2 separate regions of the Homo sapiens genome follow, and region 1 is linked to region 2. Evidence: chromatin contacts called from ENCODE POLR2A ChIA-PET data. All regions are on one chromosome and are shown on one strand. Each heading gives the region's core, a stretch centred on a gene start or an enhancer-like site at or near the end of the contact. The rest is flanking DNA. Distances are from core to core; before and after follow the strand shown.

Region 1 (5,090 bases), core at 498-2,997, about 92 Mb after region 2:
GGTGCTACTTTAAGCCATACATATGCTCTCAAACACAAAAGAAATGCTGTTTTCACAAAGGAAAACCTTAAAGTTTTACGTTTTACAGTCTGTGTTAAATTGCCCTTTTCCATAAAGAAGTACTTTTTTCGGGAATATTAACAAAGATCCTTGCGAATTTGTATTTTATCTGGAAACACTTTCACTTTTAGTAACCCCCAAAACCCAATCTCATCATGATGGAAATGATAGAAAAGGCATCTTTTTTATATTTATTTGACTATAAGATGGCACTTTAAAGACTAAAGCTTAAGAATCTCACAATCATCTATAGACTGCATAGTTGTAAAAGTTCACTATATGTAACTATTTTTTGTCATTCCCCACTACATAACTATTATGTTCCTCTCTTTTATAGATGAGGTAAATGATAGAAATCTGCCCAAGGTCACCTGAGAGAGCGGGAGAACCAGTTAGAACTGAGCACACCTGATTTCTATTCACTCACCTAATTTACCGAGCCACCTGATCTTTCCAAAAATCGCCAAACAAAACTATGCCTCCCTTAAAGGAAAAAGCTCCACTTTAAATTATTTTTTAAAACTTCTCCTCTCAAGCTTTTCCATGATAGCTGCCACGATGTCAAACATAAAATTTAAACTTCACAGCAGGACTTCACAGATGGAGAATGCTGTTATCATTACTATGTAAATATCATCAATAACAGCACCTAGAGAAATGGCAATACAAAATGTTAGGAAGCAATTTGGTGCCTTTAAAATTCGGCGGTTTCAAAAGCTCGTCTGCTATCAAAAGTTTTCCTAACTCCTATGTCATAATAAATAATTAAAACTGATGGTGCCATAAACCATTATTATTTAAACCTGGTCTTTTTAAATTGAGTAGGCAAAGCCACGCACCTAAAATTCAGTAGCAGAGTAAGGATGCCACCAAAAGAAGCTTCGTCCCCTTCTCCCTTGCCCTTAAAATTCCAACTGATGCCATAGGAAGCGTAGCCTGTCTCAAGAGTTTCGCGAATGCTAGCGAACGGGAAATGCACGAATTTCCAGAGCCCCTTTTATACAGGATCTATTAGGATCTATATCTCCTTCAACTGCCCTTATGCGCTACACCTCCGGCTGAGATTTGGGAGCGTCCGCAATTGATAAAGGAAAGAAATATTATTCAAACGTCCTTTAAAAATTGTACAGGGAAAATGATCCGAAATTCATCTTTGGGTAAAGGGAAGGGTGGTAGACCTCCCACTGCCAAAGGCAGTTAAAAGCTGCTAGTTAGAGGGCATTTATCCAAAGTGGCCAAACTTTCCCAAAATAGTCCTCTGGCGGCCAAAGGGGGAGAAAAGTGGAAAACCAAAACAAAACAACAAGCACACAGCACCATACTGACTGTGCCTCCGGATTACGCAGCCACTTCTCCCTGCAAAGTGCACGCTCCCGCGCCGCGGCCGCACGCCGAGCACGGCAAGCGGTGCCCCGCCGCGCGCCCCTACACACCTGCCTCGGCCGGGGTCCGTCTCTCGCCGTCTACCTGTTGCAGCGCTTGCCACCGCCACGAAACCCCTGCTGCGGAGCCCCCCTAAATCCAACCACATCCAGGCCAGCGAGTGCCGCTCTCCCTGCAGCGGGAGAGCCCGAGGCAGCAACGCTCTTGCACCCAGGTGACTGACTGCACGGGCTTCCTCTGAGCAGCCTGAAGTTGGCTCCCGTCTCCCGGGCCCAATGACACCCCGGGCGCGGAGGGGCTGAGAGGAGGGGGCAGGGGCAGGGGCAGGGCCAGGGCGGGCAAAAAAGGGAGGGAGAGAGGGCGGGCGAAAGCCCGGAGGGGGAGTGGGCCAGCTGGAGGGCTGGCCCTTTTAAAAGCGGGTCACATGTCCAGATAAAGTTCAGGTTGCTATCCCGCCCCCCTGAACCCTTCCTATTGGCCCGAAGAGAAGCAAGGCTCCACGCCGCACGGGTCAGGCGGGCTTCTTATTGGACAATCCAGGCTGTCAGTCACCAGGCGGGCGACATGACTGATACAAAGTTGCTGCGACACAGCCTGGACTCGGCAGCTTCCTTAAAGCCGCAGCCGCGGCGGGAGCTTGGGGTGCCGGGCGGTGGCTACATCAGGCGGCCTCCGCACGCTGCCCCCACCCCCATCGCTCGGCCGCCCCAAACTTGCTTACGTCCACCCTGCTCTCCTTCTGACCGACCCCAGGATATCTGGAGAGATGTGAAAAGTGTGCTGACGCGGAAGAAGTCGGTTTTTCCGCGAGCAAAGTGTCGTCCCCTCACGCTCTCCACCTGCAGCTCCAGGTGAGCTGCAGCCCAGACCCTGGCGCCGCCCAACAGCGTCCGCGCGCGGGGAGGACTCTGGGTGGGCTTCACCCGACCCTCGAGGTTCCTCTCCCAGCCCCTTTCCACTGTCTCCAGAGTTACCTCTCAGCAGAGCAGCAGCAGCCTTCGCTGCCAGCGAGCAAGACGATCACGTTCACTCGATTTGAATTTAGTTGTTTTAACCGTGCTGGAAAAACCCTTTAAACACAGCTTTCCTCCCATCCCTTAGACCCCTAACACCAAAAAAAAAAAAAAAAAAAAAAAAAAAAAAAAGAGAGAGAGAGAAAGATAAATGAAAGAAGTGGCAGGGTCAAGAGCTGCTCCTCTACTTCCTTATAATTTTGTCACTGTACTTACTACTTTAGTATTGGATTTTTCCACTAGTTCAATTTGAAAGCAAGCTTACCATCGAGGATATTCACGTTATAATGGGTGGAGGGGGTGGGTCACATAAGTGGGAGAAACAGACAGGAGGGGGGAAGGAACCAAACTGTTTTCTAAGGATCGGTTGTCTGCATGAAGAAATTTCGGTTTCCCTCCAACCGCCCCCTCCTCGATTCTCCTCCCGCCCACCCAAATGCTGCAGTTACTAAGCAAAAGGATGGGGTTCCTAACTTTGATTTCTAAGGACTTTTAGGCTTCTCATGTAAGGCCCCGTTTTAGGCTCCCCGCTGGCCCGGAGTCAGCATCAGTGACGTATACACCTAAATCTGGTCCCCCGGCCCTCGGCGACCCGCAGCCCGGCGGCGGCAGCTGTGCGGCCTCCCGCCTCACCCTCGCTTCGCGCCCGCCAAAGCCCGAGGCGGGGGACCGGGGGACACCCTGTGCCCAAAGGCCCCTCCTCTCCTTAACAGTTAGTTAAGCTCCGGGATTCCGGACCCCTAACCCAGGGCTGAGACTTGAACTCTCAGCCGCTCCAGTCAGGAACTCCCTGGAGATAGGGGCGACAGCGGCAGCGCCGCGAGCTGGTCCTGACCCCAGACTCTAATGCCCCTCGGTCCCCAGCTTGGAGCTGCCCCCGGCGTCCCCGCAGCCAGGAGTCCCCGCCGAGCGTCCCAACTTTCCCGCGGGGCCCACCGTCACGCGCACTCTCCCGGCCCAGCGAACTGGGCATCGATCTCACGTCGGCAGAGCGCGGGCGGCGGGCGGGAGCAAGGGGAGTCCCGGACCTAGAGCCTGGGCACGCGAGGCGGCGGCGGCTCCGCAAGCGTTGCCGAATTATTCATTATTAAAGGAATGGACGTGTCTCTTTTACTAAGTTTTTATCTCCTTTGAGGAGGGCCGGTCTTGCCCTGGATCTCAGCTTCTTGCAAAATCTAGGTTAGAACCGTGCAGGGGCAGCCGCCGCGATCACTCGCCCGCCACCCAGCACCCTTGCCCCAGGGCCGCCAGCGGGCAACTCGTCTCCTGCCCGCATCCCACCTCCGCTCGCCAACCCGCGCCCTCTGCCCTGGGCGCGCAACCTGCCTTGCCCGGGGCCGCCCCTGCGCTCTCCGGACCCCCTCTCGCCGCTGTCAGCGCAAAGTGACTGTCGCTGCACTCACCTTTTCTAGGACATGGTGGGGAGGCTGGGGCGGGGGAAGGGGAACGGCTAGACTCCCGCCGCCGCTGCTGCCGCCGCCACCAGCAAGTCCAATATTGGCTGATCGGCGGTGAGGATGGAGAGGATGATAATCCCGGCAGTGGCAGTCGCCCTGCTGACGGTGGGTAGAGCAATAGTGCTGTTACCCTACAAGAGGCGGCGAGGCAGCGGCGCCAAATCGCGCAGAGGGGGACGCGGGCACCCGCCCGCCCCCAGCGGCGGCGGCCGGGCCTCTGGCGGGCCCCTCTCCCGGGGCTGCGCGTCCGCTCGGCGTTGACAGCGGCGTCCCTGGGAGCCGGGAAGTCCGGCAGGAGGATCCCGCGCCCGCCGCTCCGCAGCGCCACTCTCCGCGCCCCCTCCCCGGGCCCTGGGTGGCCGGTGACAGCTCCGGCGGCCGAGCGCGTGTGTGAGGGGGCGGTCGCAGGGGGAGCCTGCGCCCCCCTCCCCGGGTCACGCCCTCACGAGCGGGAGGAGGCGGCACCGCGTCCGGCCACCCGCGGGTGGGAAACGGGCAGGGGCGCCGGCAGCCGCCCTCCCACTACGGCCACTGACAACCTGGAGGCCAAAGGAAAACTGAGCCCAAATGCACGCACCCCCTTCAGCCCTGCCCGCAGCCCTCCAAAGTCCGGCCCTGACCTCGCGCCCGGCTTCAGGTGCAGTTCCCACCTGCGGGGGGAGGCGAGGGCTGGGGACCTCGCGCGGGGGGCGGGAGGGAAAAGTTTTCTTTTCCTGCTCCTCGGCTGCCCACCCCGCCAGGCTGCTCCTCTCCCCGCCCCTCTCGGGCTCGCCGCGCCTCTGCCCCACCCCCGCCGTGGGGGGGCGCCGAGGAGGGAGCGGGCGTCTGTGCGCGGAGGCGTGCGGGGAGCTGGCTGGGGCGCTGCGGTCGCGACCGGTCCCCTCGCTCTGACGGCGGCTCAGACGCCCGCGGAGGCGGCTCGGCGGGGCAAGCCGAGGAAGGGGCCGAGAGCCGGGACCCCTCCTCCTCCGCTCGCGGCGCGCCGCGCGCCCCCGCGTCTCCTGGCGCGCCCCCGCGCCCTCGTGCCCGCTCGGGCAGACACCTACGCAGACGCGAAAGTGAAAGGGGGGCGACTGGGCCCGGCAGGCGGGCGGCCGGCGGCGCGCGGGCACGCGGCAGGGGACAGAGGATGGATGGGTGAACCCGGATCCCGGGATTCTCCCGCGCCCGCTGCCCC
Region 2 (5,111 bases), core at 135-2,634:
AAACATATAAGGCAACTTTAGTACTTACATTATTTATTTTTAGTAGGCATTTCTATAAATATTAGCTCTTTTTAATGCACAAGATACAATTTTAAGCTTTCCTCAGACATACAATGATCATTATGTAAATATAAGGGAGGCTTTCTGCAGCAGGCGCTTAAATTATGAGGAATGAGTTCATTTCGCAACATACAGGTAGCGCAGAAGGGTACCTACACATCTATACGATAATTAAGATGTTTCTTTCCATTTTCCCAATGGTTGCTACAGACATTTAAGGTAAAATCCATTCTTCTTGTCTCAGGTTTTCATTTTCATTCATTGAATCACAAATAACATTCTCTGCAGTAGAGAATACTAAACTTATTAATGCCCAAATGTTTGAGACCTTAAAAAGGAAAAAAAGGCCGGGCGCGGTGGCTCACGCCTGTAATCCCAGCACTTTGGGAGGCCGAGGCGGGTGGATCATGAGGTCAGGAGATCGAGACCATCCTGGCTAACAAGGTGAAACCCCGTCTCTACTAAAAATACAAAAAATTAGCCGGGCGCGGTGGCGGGCGCCTGTAGTCCCAGCTACTCGGGAGGCTGAGGCAGGAGAATGGCGTCAACCCGGGAAGCGGAGCTTGCAGTGAGCCGAGATTGCGCCACTGCAGTCCGCAGTCCGGCCTGGGCGACAGAGCGAGACTCCGTCTCAAAAAAAAAAAAAAAAAAAAAAAGGAAAAAAAAAAGCAAACTCTGGTAAGCAGATTTTACATGTAAAAGGAATAAATTTACTTGCTACAACTGTAGAAGCTGCTATTTAGTCAACAAAGATCTTAAGAGTGTCAGCAAATTCAATTGCTATGGGGCCTCTCTCTAGGCCACTGGCTGTTTTAAAAATGGATAAATAATCTAGAAACTTTATTTTCCCAATTCCCCGGCTTCTAAATTTACGGTATGCAACGAGTAACAATGCAATTTACAGCTTCCTAAACATTTCTTCATTGCTCTTCGAAACCACTCTAGGGGGTAGCTGAGCGCGGAGCACACTTATTTCCATTTGAATGGAGGGGCGGAGGCTAGTGACGCAGGAGTGTACACACAGGTCAGGGTTAGTCTGCACCACACCAGCACGCCAGACCCCGATGTATCAAATCCGAGGTCAGGCAGTGGTCCTGAAGCTGAGCAAATGTATGTGGAAGCAGGCTCAGGCCTAGCGGCACTTCGCCTCCTTCACACAGACCCCCGCCGGACACCGCGCCCTGCCGCGACTCACTTAGCAAGTCTCGCGGATTAGGTTTGATCGCATTCGGCCCTTTCCCGGATAGCTCGTCGCGGATACTTCTCACAGCGAAGCAGCAGCTCCCAGAAGCCGTAAAGCTATCCCAGAGCGAGGCACCATACGTAAATCTTCCGCGTCGCTACGTGACGTCAGTGCGAGCGACCCCGGGCCGGCTGCGTGGAGCTGGCGCTGCCTCTCCTGAAGCCGAGGCGCTAACTTGAGTGAAGAGGTCTATAGGCTTTTTCACTTTTGGTTATCTGCTCAGGCGCTCCTTGGGGTCGCGCATGGTCTCGGACAGGGTTTGCAAGGACTTCGGAGCTAACCAGTTTGGAGCCATAACCCTTTCGTACTTGCCAAAAAACTCTGGGCAAGACTCTTGAATTTTGAGCCGCAGTATTCTCGTTCATAAGGTGAGAATAAAAACATCACCTAGGGTTGATGTGAAGAGAGATGAAATCATTGTGAAATAGGAGAGTTATTGCTTTCAACCAATGACATTTTCTGGAAACGTGCTGGAGATATGGCTGCAGCAGTGACGCCTGCAAACGACGTTCCTGTCATCATGATGCTGACATTTTAATTGGGAAGCAGATTGAAACGATAACTAAGGAATTTGACAGGAGCATTTAGTAGGACCTGTAAAGAAATTAAAGCAGGTCCGAGGTGGAGTTTTGTAAACTATATGCCTGAATAGAACTTTCTGTTTCCAAGGGAATTGTTACAGTTGGAGACATGTCAATTATTACAATAAGCGTCAAGGGCAATAACAGAGGTGTTTTAAAGCTACTGTCTGGTGGCAGAATAATCGGGATTTTTTTGTTTGGGGGGTTTTAGCCGGGGGAGGGACTGCGAAGACAGCTCTGCATCAAAACAGTACGTGAGAAAAAAGCATAGGACGCTCTCGCAGCCGTAGTTGTTGGTGACAAGAAACTGTGCTTCTAATCTAAGCAAAAAATATCTCCACATGCCAACTATACTTTTCCAAGATGTACCATGGACTACTCAAACTAACACAGCCTTATTTATGTATTTAGGTTGGAAGTGGGCAAAAGTGTATCTTGTCTATGTTTCTATGTTTCTACGTTGGGATGACACCATCATCCACCCAGCCAGACAGTTATCAACCTTCCCACTTTCTTAACCTCTTACATCCGATTAGACCCTATGTCCTCTAGTTCTCAGTCTTGAGACCAGCACCCAGCTGGCTACATCAGAATTGCCGGTGGTGATGTTTTAGAAGATTCCAAATTCCTGGACTCCATCCCCGGAGGTTCATCCCCTAGTTTTCTAGTGAGGGGCCTAGAACCTGCGTTTTTTAAGTGTCATGTTCATCGCCATTACTGCTACTTTAGTTCAGGTCTTCTTGGTCAGCTTTTTCCTAAAACGTTTTCAGTTTTGTTTGCCTCTGATTGACTCTGAATTGCTGCCAAAATGATGTTTTATTATTCCAGTATCATCATCCAACTCTCTGATATTAATGATACCTTTTTTAAAGTTTTTCTTCCCTTGCAGTATCTATTTCCCTCAAGTTTCCTTTTTTTTTCTTCTGTTGATTTTGTGCTCTATCTTTCACATTAGAGGCTTTCCTAGGATGTCTGGTGGTCCTTATCTGCTCATATGTAAGTGGGGGTATATTTAAAAGTTGATTGGAAGCTGTTGAGCCCATGGGACGTTTGTTGAAAATCAAGTGGGAGAGGAGGGGTATGGAGGCTGCGGTATGTCTCAGAATTTAGTACAATTTTCACTTAATTCTCTTTGTTTTAGGTGCCTGATGTCCTCCATTACAGAGACCCCGTTTTACTCCTGAGCAATAAAAAAAGGCTTCAGAATAAGGCGGGGGCCGGGGGTGGCATAAAGGATATAACACTCTCCTAAATGAACTTCCAGTCCTTTTAGGTACCCTCTTCACTTCTACTTCCTGAAGCCAGTTTCTTAGTTTTTTAGGGGGTTCTGTGATACAAATAGAATTGCTTGTTGGTTTTGCTCACTGGGGGTTTAGAATTCAGGTTTTTCAAGTCAACTGAGCCCTTTGCTATTGATTCCAGAATTTCATTTCCATTATTCCTTTTCTTTAATCCTTAAGGGTGTATGACTTTAAAAATCCTGTTACTGTCATTTTCAGGGAGTCTTAGGGAGCAAATGTAGAACACTATGTTTAAGACAGCATTTTTACCTGATAATCCAAGGTGATCATTCTAAAACATATACCAGATCAGTCATAGCATTCTTCTATGAGAATAAGAAGCTTCAATGATCCCTCGTTGCCTGCATAACATTCAGACTCTTCAGCAAGGTAAACAAGAGAGTTCATTTTCTTTCCAACCTGATATCTCACAGCAGGCCACTGCTCCCCCACCCATCTTCCACATTCCCCACACCTGATACTGTAAACTCTAGTCATAATGAAAGGCTAGTAAGAGTTCTGAGAATACAAAGTCCTTATCATGTTTCCACACCTGTTTTGGCTGGGCTCAGGCTGAAATACCCTTCTTTCTCCATGCCTGCTTGATGAAAATACAGCTTAAACATGACTTCCTCAGTGATGCCTTTCTTCAAGCCCTAAAGAATAATTTATCCAGACTCCTCCAAACTCCATCCCACGAACCCATCATACTCTTGGGAGGGGTCATTTGTCATGGGACCTGCAAATTCTGGGTTTGCCAAGAATGTAAGGTCCTAACTGCTCTTTACCTAGATCATTTTTCAGGGTTGTTTGGGATGATCAGTTTCATAGCTGAAGTATTCTTCCCAAAGAGTAGGCTTGCTTCCACTTAACTACAAAAGTATGGAATCCCCCAAACTCAGTATTCCTCTCCTATAATGTAACCCACTGACTGCATGTGCAGACATCCATGGAAGCCCATCTTCACCATCCTGGTGGGACTTGGGGGACATGGAAAATGCATAAACATGAAGTTCTGGCTTCTGCTTTTGCCATAAATTACAAAGTTCTTTGTCACCCAGGAATCCAAGTTTACTGCCATAAAACAGTTAACAGGCTATCTTACTAACTTTAAAATAGGTTTCAATACCAGACCCTTCCCAGACAGCGACATATATTTCTTACAGCATCAGTTGTTACTGTTGCTGCATTATTTCCAAATCTGACCTCCTATACTAAATAGCACCCTTATAGCAGGGATTCATGTCTTAGGCGCTTGTTTCCCAAACTATTTTTTTTTTTACTCAGCTCCATCCACTTACACTGTTCCAGTTGCAGGGAAATATCAAATGCCCACCCTGTACCCTGCTGATATTTTGTACCTTGACTGGCACACTCTACTTATTTTAAGGCTTATCTCTCAGTTGTCAATGTCATTGTTTCCTTAAAAAGTTCAAAAATAATTTGGAAAATCCTTGACCCTACCTGAAACAAGGTTAGGTCCTCCTGTTATGTGCTGTTGTACCACATATCACAGTTGGGATAATAAGGCATTGTGTGAGTTACTCTAAGTGTTCAGCTGCTCAGGAGAAGGCAGAGAGCAAATTAGTGGTTGAGTTTTTCAGGCTTGGTGTTTTGACAGGTGTATTAGTCTGTTCTCACATTGCTTTAAGTAAATATCTGAGACTGGGTAATTTATAAAGAAAAGAGGTTTAATTGACTCGGTTCCACATGGCTGGGGAGCCCTCAGGAAACTTAAAATCATGGTGGAAGGCACCTCTTCACAGGGCACGAGGAAAGAATATGTAACTATGGAAGTACACTGGAAGGCCAGGAGTGGTGGTGGCTCACACCTGTAATCCCAGCACTTTGGGAGGCCGAGGCAGGTGGATCACGAGGTCAAGAAATCAAGACCATCCTGGCCAATACAGTGAAACCGTCTCTTTGAAAAATATAAAAATTAATTTG

Evidence for each region. ChIA-PET counts read pairs that join two places held with the same protein, here RNA polymerase II (POLR2A).
Region 1: POLR2A ChIA-PET joins it to region 2 with 16 read pairs in activated naive CD4-positive, alpha-beta T cell. The contact joins the promoter of NR3C2 here to the promoter of AASDH in region 2. POLR2A ChIA-PET finds 5 or more read pairs at or near these places in 2 of 52 experiments (activated naive CD4-positive, alpha-beta T cell and naive thymus-derived CD4-positive, alpha-beta T cell).

Annotation. Positions count from the first base shown.
Region 1 is chr4:148,440,667-148,445,756 of GRCh38, forward strand. It overlaps NR3C2 (nuclear receptor subfamily 3 group C member 2), which reads right to left and starts at 1,748. Exons shown (of 9, transcript NM_000901.5): 1 at 1,494-1,748. RefSeq lists silencers at 1,656-1,945, 4,132-4,181, 4,942-5,081 and an enhancer at 3,882-3,971.
Region 2 is chr4:56,386,107-56,391,217 of GRCh38, forward strand. AASDH (aminoadipate-semialdehyde dehydrogenase) reads right to left here and starts at 1,385. Exons shown (of 15, transcript NM_181806.4): 1 at 1,256-1,385. RefSeq lists enhancers at 803-1,310, 1,280-1,649, 1,311-1,817, 1,680-1,729.